Linked DNA regions of Homo sapiens: region 1 is linked to region 2. The links are chromatin contacts, found by Hi-C or POLR2A ChIA-PET in ENCODE. All regions are on one chromosome and are shown on one strand. The core of a region is the stretch at or near the end of the contact, and the rest is flanking DNA. Distances in the headings are between cores, read along the strand shown. Region 1 overlaps FAM178B (family with sequence similarity 178 member B). Region 2 holds the start of ANKRD36 (ankyrin repeat domain 36).

The links. Hi-C counts contacts between places; a loop is a spot of excess contacts on that map. ChIA-PET counts read pairs that join two places held with the same protein, here RNA polymerase II (POLR2A). Pooled maps may share reads with other maps.
Region 1: a loop to region 2 is called in a pooled map, with 5 times the contacts of the local background. The contact joins the enhancer-like site here to the promoter of ANKRD36 in region 2. A Hi-C loop is called at or near these places in 18 of 168 maps with a recorded cell type or tissue (A673, CD4-positive, alpha-beta T cell, CD4-positive, alpha-beta memory T cell and 12 more), 27 of 37 single-sample maps with no recorded cell type and 26 of 50 pooled maps. POLR2A ChIA-PET finds 5 or more read pairs at or near these places in 11 of 52 experiments (AG04450, CD4-positive, alpha-beta T cell, CD4-positive, alpha-beta memory T cell and 7 more).

The regions. Positions count from the first base shown.
Region 1 is chr2:96,975,363-96,979,689 of GRCh38, forward strand. All of the region lies in intron 1 of FAM178B (family with sequence similarity 178 member B), which reads right to left. Among named protein-coding and RNA genes, the nearest start is that of FAM178B, 9.1 kb to the right of the region's middle. Within about 2 kb of position 2,474, at least 2 of the 41 ENCODE cell types and tissues checked have a DNase peak (open chromatin) inside an H3K27ac peak, as active enhancers do; they include dorsolateral prefrontal cortex, where a contact is called at or near this core.
Region 2 is chr2:97,110,028-97,114,485 of GRCh38, forward strand. It overlaps ANKRD36 (ankyrin repeat domain 36), which reads left to right and starts at 3,126. Exons shown (of 76, transcript NM_001354587.1): 1 at 3,126-3,909. The coding sequence starts at 3,713. RefSeq lists enhancers at 2,576-2,675, 3,636-3,865 and silencers at 2,926-3,305, 3,386-3,515.

The DNA of each region.
Region 1 (4,327 bases), core at 1,224-3,723, 140 kb before region 2:
GTAATACATATGTTAATTAGCTGGATTTACCTATTCCACAGTGTAAGCATACTTCTTTCAAAAATTGTTTTAATTGATGCATAACAGATGTACATATTTTGGGGGTACATTTGATAATTTAACACATGCCTATAATTCGTAAAGATCAAATCAGTGTAACTGGGATATCCATCACCTTAAATGCTTGTCTTTTTGCTCAAAACATTCCAATTATTCTCTTCTAGCTATTTTGAAATATACAATAAATTATTGTAAACTATAGTCACCCTACTAATCTACTCAACACTAAGCCTAATTTCTTCTATCAAGCTGTATATTTGTACCAATTAATAAACCCCTTTATCTTCCATCTACACATTTCAAAACATGTTACACTAAATGTACCATAGAAAAACATGTTACACTAAATGTACCATAGTTCCCCCTTATCGATTTCACTTTCCAGTTTCAGCTAACTGCAGTCAATCACAGTCTAAAAATAACAAGCGCAGAAGGCTTGCCTTGGCCTCCCAAAGTTTGGGAATACAGGCATGAACCACCGCGCCCGATCTAATATACTACTTTCAATAATAAAACAACTACACAGAAGGCCAAAAGAAGGTAGGGGAATTGAACAACACTATAAACCAACAGAACACTTTACCCCACAACAGCAGAATACACATTCTTCCTAAGTACACATGGAATATTCTTCAGGATAGACCATATGGTATATGATAGGCCATAAAACAATTCTTTTTTTTTTTTTTTGAGAGAGAGTGTTACTCTGTTGCCTAGGCTGGAGTGCAGTGGCACAATCTTGGCTCACTGCAACCTCCTCCTCCCAGGTTCAAGCGATTCTCCTGCCTCAGCCTCCGAGTAGCTGGGACTACAGGTGCGTGCCACCATGCCCGGCTAATTTTTTGTATTTTTAGTAGAGATGGGGTTTCACCGTGTTAGCCAGGATGGTCTCAACCTCCTGACCTCATGATCCACCTGCCTTGGCCTCCCAAAGTGCTGGGATTACAGGCGTGAGCCACCATGCCTGGCCAAAACAATTCTTAATAAACTTAAACATTGAAATCATATAAAGTATCTTCTGACCACAATAAAAACTCCTAGGTATAATATCCAAAAGAACTGAAAACAAATATCCATACAAAATCTTGCACACAAATATCCACAGCAGCATTATTCATAATAGTCAAAAAGTGAAAACAGGGCTAGGCATGGTGGCTCACGCCTGTAATCTCAGTACTTTGGGAGGCCAAGGCGGGCAAATCACTTGAGGTCAGGAGTTCAAGACCAGCCTGGCCAACATGGCGAAACCCCATCTTTACTAAAAATACAAAAAAAATTAGCCAGGTATGGTGGTGGGTGCCTGTAGTCCCAGCTACTCAGGAGGCTGAGGCAGGAGAATTGCTTGAACCTGGGAGGCGGAGGTTGTAGTGAGCTAAGATCATGCCACTGCACTCTGGCCTGGACAACAAAGGGAGACTCATTTTCAAAAAATAAATAAAATAAAATAAAATAAATAAACACATAAAACCTTCTAGAGAAACTCGATGTGGGCTGGGCACAGTGGTTCACACCTGTAATCCCCAGCACTTTGGGAGGCCAAGGTGAGTGGATCACCTGAGGTCAGGAGTTTGAGACCAGACTGGCCAACATGGGGAAACCCTGTCTGTACTAAAAATACAAAAATTAGCTGGGCGTGGTGGCAGGCACCTGGAGTCCCAGCTACTCGGGACGCTGAAGCAGGAGAATTGCTTGAACCCGGGAGGCAGAGGTTGCAGTGAGCCAAGATCACGCCACTGCACTCCAGCCTGGGTGACAGAGCAAGACTCTGTCTCAAAAAAAAAAAAAAAAAAAAAAAGTAAAGAAAATACAAAAATTAGCCAGGCGTGGTGGCATGAGCCTGTAATCCCCGCTATTCAGCAGGCCGAGGTAGGATAATTGCTTGAACCCGGGAGGTGGAGGTTGCAGTGAGCCGAGATCACACCACTGCACTCTGGCCTGGGCGACAGAGCGAGACTCCGTCTCAAAAAAAAAAAAAAAAAAAGAAAAACAACAACAAAAAGAAAAACGTGAACGACCGTGCCTTTTGGGAATTTTTTTTTTTTTTTTTTGGTGGGGAGGGTCAAGAATTAAAATTGCTCTTTAAACAAACTTTTACTTAGGGATCTCAGATGAGTCTGGAACATTTGCCAAAGACAAGAAAACTCTACCAACTAAACCAAGCAAACGTTTTAGTGTTGCAAAGTCCATAGGGATGGTAAGAATAAAATAGGAGAAGCAGCAGAAACTGCTGATGCACCAAGAAGAATTCCATACAGCAAAGGCTGCACGCAATGGGGGAGGGGGAAGGAGGGAAGGATATTTCCTCCTTTTTAGATCAGTTTCTTTTCTGAGCACAAGTGCTTTCTGTGTCATCCTAACAATGTAAGAGCCCACTAAGTTTAGGACGCATAATACCGGCCTTTGTTCTACTCCAGCGTTGACGGTTTTTGCTGTTCCAGTTTTGGCTGCTTCTCAAGATCACGAAGCCCAGGGCACTCTGCAAGGGTTTCTGCAAGTTCAGCAGTTCATCGCTGGAGGGTGGGGCGGGCGGGGGAGGGGGGCGACCGGCAAGAGGGAGCACTTTGAAGTCCATCAGAGGAGAAAACGTCATTGCTAACGGAAAAAAAATGACACAACTTCTCAACTATTCCTCTTCATCCTCACATGCGTCTTCTCCACACTGATGACTCAGTTCTCTTCTTTCCTCACCTTAGTGCACGGAAGTCGTCTCATCTCAGCATCCTAGCACTCAGCCCATGGCCTGATGCAGAATGGATTCTCAGAAAATTAGGTGTTTGGCACTACTATACATTGACATGCACCATACCAAATGTTTGAATGCTTCTATGAACATCATCTTCCTTGACTTTTACATACACAAAATCACACACACATTTTTAAAAAAATAGATTCAGAGGGTACATGTGCATGTTTGTTACATGAATATACTGCATACTGGTGAGGTTTCGGCTTTTAGTGTGCCCATCACCTGAATAGTGAACATTATACTCAACAGGTAATTTTTCAATCCTCACCCCGCTTTCAACCTCCCCACTTTTGGAGTCCCCAGTGTCTGTGGCTTCCTTCTGTACATCCAAGTACACCCAGTGTTTAGTTCCACTTGTAAGTGAGAATATGTGGTATTTGACTTTCTGTTTCTGAGTTATTTCATGTAGGATACAGGCCTCCAGCTCCATCCTTGTTGCTACAAGAGATATGATTTCTTCTTTTTTTTTTTTTTTGAGACGGAGTCTCACTTTGTCACCAGGCTGGAGTGCAGCGGCGTCATCTTGGCTCACTGCAAGCTCTGCCTCCCAGGTTCACGCCATTCTCCTACCTCAGCCTCCCGAGTAGCTGGAATTACAGGCGCCCGCCACCACGCCCGGCTAATTTTTTCGTATTTTTAGCAGGGACGGGGTTTCACCATGTTAGCCAGGATGGTCTCCATCTCCTGACCTCGTGATCCGCCCGCCTCGGCCTCTCAAAGTGCTGGGATTACAGGTGTGAGCCACTGCACCCGGCCGATTTCATTCTTTTTTATGGCTGCATAGTATTCTATGGTGTATGTATCACTTTTTTTTTTTTTTTTTTTTTGAAACAGAGTCTTGCTCTGTTGCCAGGCTGGAGTGCAGTGGTGTGATCTCAGCTCACTGCAACCTCCACCTCCCAGGTTTAAGCAATTCCCCTGCCTCAGCCTCCTGAGTAGCTGGGACTACAGACACACACCACCATGCCTGGCTAATTTTTTGTATTTTAGTAGAGATGGGGTTTCACCACGTTGGCCAGGATGGTCTCCATCTCCTGACCTCGTGATCTGCCTGCCTCAGCCTCCCAAAGTGCTGGGATTACAGGCGTGAGCCACTGCGCCCAGGCATTTTTTTTTTTTTTTTTTTCCTGAGACAGAGTCGCACTCTGTCATCCAGGCTGGAGTGCAGTGGTACGATCTTCACTCACTGCAACCTCAATTTTTGTACTTTATTAGTAGAGACGGGGTTTCATCATGTTGGCCAAGCTGGTCTCAAACTCCTGACCTCAAGTAATCTGCCCGCCTTAGCCTTCCAAAGTGCTGGAATTACAGGCATGAGCCACTGCACCCATCCTATATCACATTTTCTTTATCCAATCATCTGTTGATGGACACTTAGGTTGATTCCATAACTTTGCTATTGTGACTAGTGCTGTGATAAACATATGAGTGCAAGTGTCGTTTTGATATAACAATTTATCTTCCTTCAGGAAGATACCCAGTAGTGGGATTGGTGGGTTGAATGGTAGTTCTGTTTTTAGT
Region 2 (4,458 bases), core at 1,876-4,375:
CATCTTCCAGAGAGGAGGAGTGCTGTGTCCTCACATGGCAGGAGACTGAAGGGCAAAAGGAGTCTAACTTCCTCCATCATTCCTTTTTCTAAGCATATTTAATCCTATTCATGAAGGCAGAGCCCTCATAGCCTAATCACCTCCAAAAGTCCCCACCTCTTAATACTATCACATTTGTAATATTTGATTTCTGGAGGGGATACATTCAAACCATAGCAGATGCTCATGAAAGTAGAAACAGTGGCTAATGCCAGAGAAAGAAGCTGAGGATCTGGGAAGTCTTACTTGTGGATTTTACGTTGTATGTTCCATTCCCACATGTAAATAAATGAGTTAATTGAAATGGAAGAAAATGAGGAAAGATGGAGAATTGTGTCATGGAACAATGGACAGCAGTCATAACATAATGGGTGAAAACAAAGCTCAAATACATGAGGATGATTATATCTTTAATAGCATCTCGAAGCTGTAAGAGATCATCAAGTCTTGACTTCTATGTTAAAAAAGAAAGAAAACTGATGACCCATATTTAAACTGAGGCATGTGACATTTCTGCTCTACTCAGCACTCTTCACTCATCTAACAAAAATTCATTATGGCTTCTTATGTTCCAGGCACTGGGCTAGGTGTTTAAGGAAGACAGAGGGAGGAAATAAAAATTTTTATAAAACAGTCTTTGTCCTCAAGCAGCTCACAGGGCAGAGAGACCCTGACAGAGTAGAGACTTCATGAAGAGTGGGGATGGGAAGGGCATTCTCTCCACACGCATCCCTGTCCCACCTCGGAGATTTCCTCCTCAGAACGCTACCTCTTACTGCTTTCCTGTCTCACTCTTTCCAGCTCTCAGTTTAGAAGGTGTTTCCTCAGAGCACCCTTGCTGACCTCTCAAGTCTGGTGAATGGCCCTTCTCACTGGTGCCTGGATGCCCTGTGTGCTCCTGTCATGCACACAACACAGCATAGTAAAATGCCTGGTGTATGTGTTTGTCTTTTCAATACTCTGAGCTCTGCTCATTGGCAAATCTCAGGACATAGCACAAGATGTGGCCCCTAAACGTTAACTGAATGAACGAATGGAATCACTGGTATCTCTTTAGCTTGAAGAATAGAAAGCCCTTGTAGGACAAAGACGATTGGGAGAAATGTGAAGTCTGGCGTGGACTCTGTCAGAAGACAGAACTGAACCAATGGATGGACTTAGAAGAGAGAGACTTCGGTTTCACATCAGGAATGATATCATAGTCAGAACTCACCACACACATAATAGGTTAGATGAGGGAGGAGGGAGTCCTTCATTGCAGGAGTTTTAAAGGTAAATACAAGAAATGGGAGGCACTTGGCCTGGCGCGGTGGCTCAGGTCTGTTAATCCCAGCACTTTGGGAGGCCGAGGCCAGTGGATCACAAGGTCAGGAGTCGAGACCAGCCTGGTCAAGATGGTGAAACCCTGTTTCTACTAAAATAGAAAAATTAGCCGGGTGCGGTGGTGGGCACCTGTCATCCCAGCTAATTGGGAGGCTGAGGCAGAAGAATCACTTGAACCTGGGAGGCAGAGGTTGCAGCGAGCCAAGTTTGAGCCACTGAACTCTAGCCTGGGCGACAGAGCAAGACTCCGTCTAAAAAAAAAAAAAAAAAGAAAGAAATGGGAGGCACTGAGTTTCTGGCTCAGTTTGCTGATGCCAGAAATACAGAGATGACTGATCAGTAAAATCCACTAAAAAGTGTGTGACAGGTTTCTTTTTCCTTATATTTTTCTTTTTTAAATACAAAAGTAATACCAGCCCACTGAAAATTTGAAAAGTATATGGCATTAAAAAGAGAAAAATAACATCTGATAATCCAACAAGATAAACCCTCTAAAATTTTTCTCTTTTTAAATGAATATAGTTAAGCTTGAAATAGAATTTTAAATTTATCTTGATGTTTTACTCAACAACGTAGAAGCATCTTTTATGTCATTATTTTAAGTCACAAGCACTTTTAGTGATGATGATTAAAAGAACCATTTGTTTTTTCCTTACTGTTCCCTGTTTTTAGATTTTTGGCTAGTGTCTAATTTTTCCCTGTTATAAATAATGCTGAGATGAACAGAATATGTAGATTTCTAATAATTTGCAAATGAACAGCATATGAAAAACATGAGCAAAAATTTTGCAGTTATAATTACTCAACACGTTTTAAATAAATTACTTTTATTTTGAGCGTTCATTCTTAAATATGTTATAGGAAGTAAGTAAGAAGCATTCCTTACTCCTTAGAATTTTGTTTATAAATTAGTGATGAATTGGAAAGGGTAGCTTGCCCCTGGAATTCTCTGATAAGCACAGGTGATGAGGAAAATGGAAAAATCCAAGAATTCCTTTGTCTTTCCTTAATAGTCAGCTTTAAGTGCAGTGCAGGCGTGCCCTCTAGCGGCCAAATAAAAAATAAAGAAATACGGGAAACCTTCAGCATTGTAACAATCGCACGTCCCCATCTAGTGGCTAACGTGTGTAAATGCAGCTTTTCTAATCACAATAGCGAATGTTACTTGATTTATATTTGTCTCATGAGGTGAAGAACTGGGAGGAATCTTAGAGATCACGTATTTCAACTTCCTCACGGAGTGGCATGCAGGCAGCAGCCTTGGGAACCCCGATTGCCCCTCCTCACACCTGCCCATCACAGGACTCGGGCGACAGGGTGGTGAAGTCAGGCTGTGGCCCCAGCGGCGCCACGAGGCCGAAAACAGGCGCTCAGCCTCATCCCCGTGGCTGCAGAGTGCCAAGCGTCAGGTCCTGCGCTCTGGGCGCGGGTCAGGAGCAGCTGGCAAGGGCAGCGCAGCCTGTGGGGCCCTTGGGCGCGGCCGGCCGCAGCTCCGGGAAGCCACGTCAGCCCACGGGCGCTGCAGCTGCAGCCGCCACCAGCACATGGAGCAGGGGTCCCCGAGGATTGGGAATCCCCGACCAGGCCTGCGCCTCCAGCCGCGCGGACCCCGGGGCCAGCCTGGCCGCGGCAAGTCAGGCAGTCTGCGGCAGGAGCGCCGGGCATGGGCTTCCGCCGGGGGTGCAGGAGGCGCGCACCCTCCGGCCGGATGGGGGCGCACTCAGGGCCCAGGAGGCCATCCCACGGGAGCCCCGCCAGCCCCCGCCGGAGCCCGAGCTGCAGTGCCGCCTACAAGTGGTGCGCTGGCTGCAGCTGTGGCAACCCCGGATCCCGTCCTCCCGCCTCGCACCCATCAGCGCGGACCCCGGGGGCGACGCAGTGGCGAAGTGGGGCTGTGGGCCCAGCGGTGGCACCAGGCGGAGAAGCACCACTCAACCCCATCCCTGGGCTGCAGAGGGCCCAGCGCGGGGGACTCCGAGCGTCGGGAGCCTGTGGAAGAGAAGAGCGCGCGGGCGACAGTTAAACAGGCCCTGGGGCAGGGCGCGCCTCGCGCTCCAGGGAGCCCCGCCCTCCCGCGGCACCTCCGCAGCAACCGCCGCCTGCACTGGGCGCGCGAGAGCTGCTAGGGCGGTTTCTCTGCCTCGGGCCTGTTGGGCAGGGCCGGCTAAGGTGCGCGTGCTCGCTGGTTCTAACCCTTCTGTTGGGCGTTTCTGCTGAGAGGCGGGAGGCGCTGAGAGTCTGTGCGGAGGTCCGTGGACAGACTGCTTTGCTCGTTGTTGCTCTTCGGAGGCGGCGATCCCCGAAGGCGAGCTGAAATACGGCTGCAGGCTACAATTTGCAGCCGACGATTATGGAAGACGGCAAGCGGGAGAGGTGGCCCACCCTCATGGAGCGCTTGTGCTCGGATGGCTTCGCATTTCCCCAATACCCCATTAAACCGTATCATCTGAAGAGGATCCACAGAGCTGTCTTACATGGTAATCTAGAGAAACTGAAGTACCTTCTGCTCACGTATTATGACGCCAATAAGAGAGACAGGAAGGAAAGGTAATGGGGGCCGGGAGCCGGGGCTGCGGGAGGAGGCCTGTGGATGTGGAGAAGTACCCCTTTCCAGGCTGAGGGCTGCGGGGCGGATGGTCCGGGGCTCGGGGTTTGGACGGGGGCTAGGGGGTGCCCGGCTGGGGTGGGAGTGAGTGGAGCGGGGCCTGGGGAGTGGCGGTATATGGGGTGGCGGGGTGTGGAGTGAGTTGGGGGATGGGAGTGGGGAGTAGGGGGTGCATGGGGTGGGGGCGTGAATGGGCTGAGGTGGACGGAATGAAGGCTTGGGGGGTAGGGGCGTGGACGGTGTGGGGTGGGGAGATGGGGTGAGGGTTCAATGGGATAGAGGACTGGAGGTGGGGGTGAGGGGTGGGGGTGAATGGGGTGGGGGAAAGGGGTGCAGAGGTGAGGGGGGCGAGTCCTGTCACCAAAGGGGCTGGACTTTCTTTCCTGGCAGGCTCAGCCGCACCTGGGATGTGGAAACCTTGGCGGGGGCGAGCACCCAGGTCATTTTCACAAGCAGCAAAACAAAAACAAAACTTCAGCTGGTTTCCAATC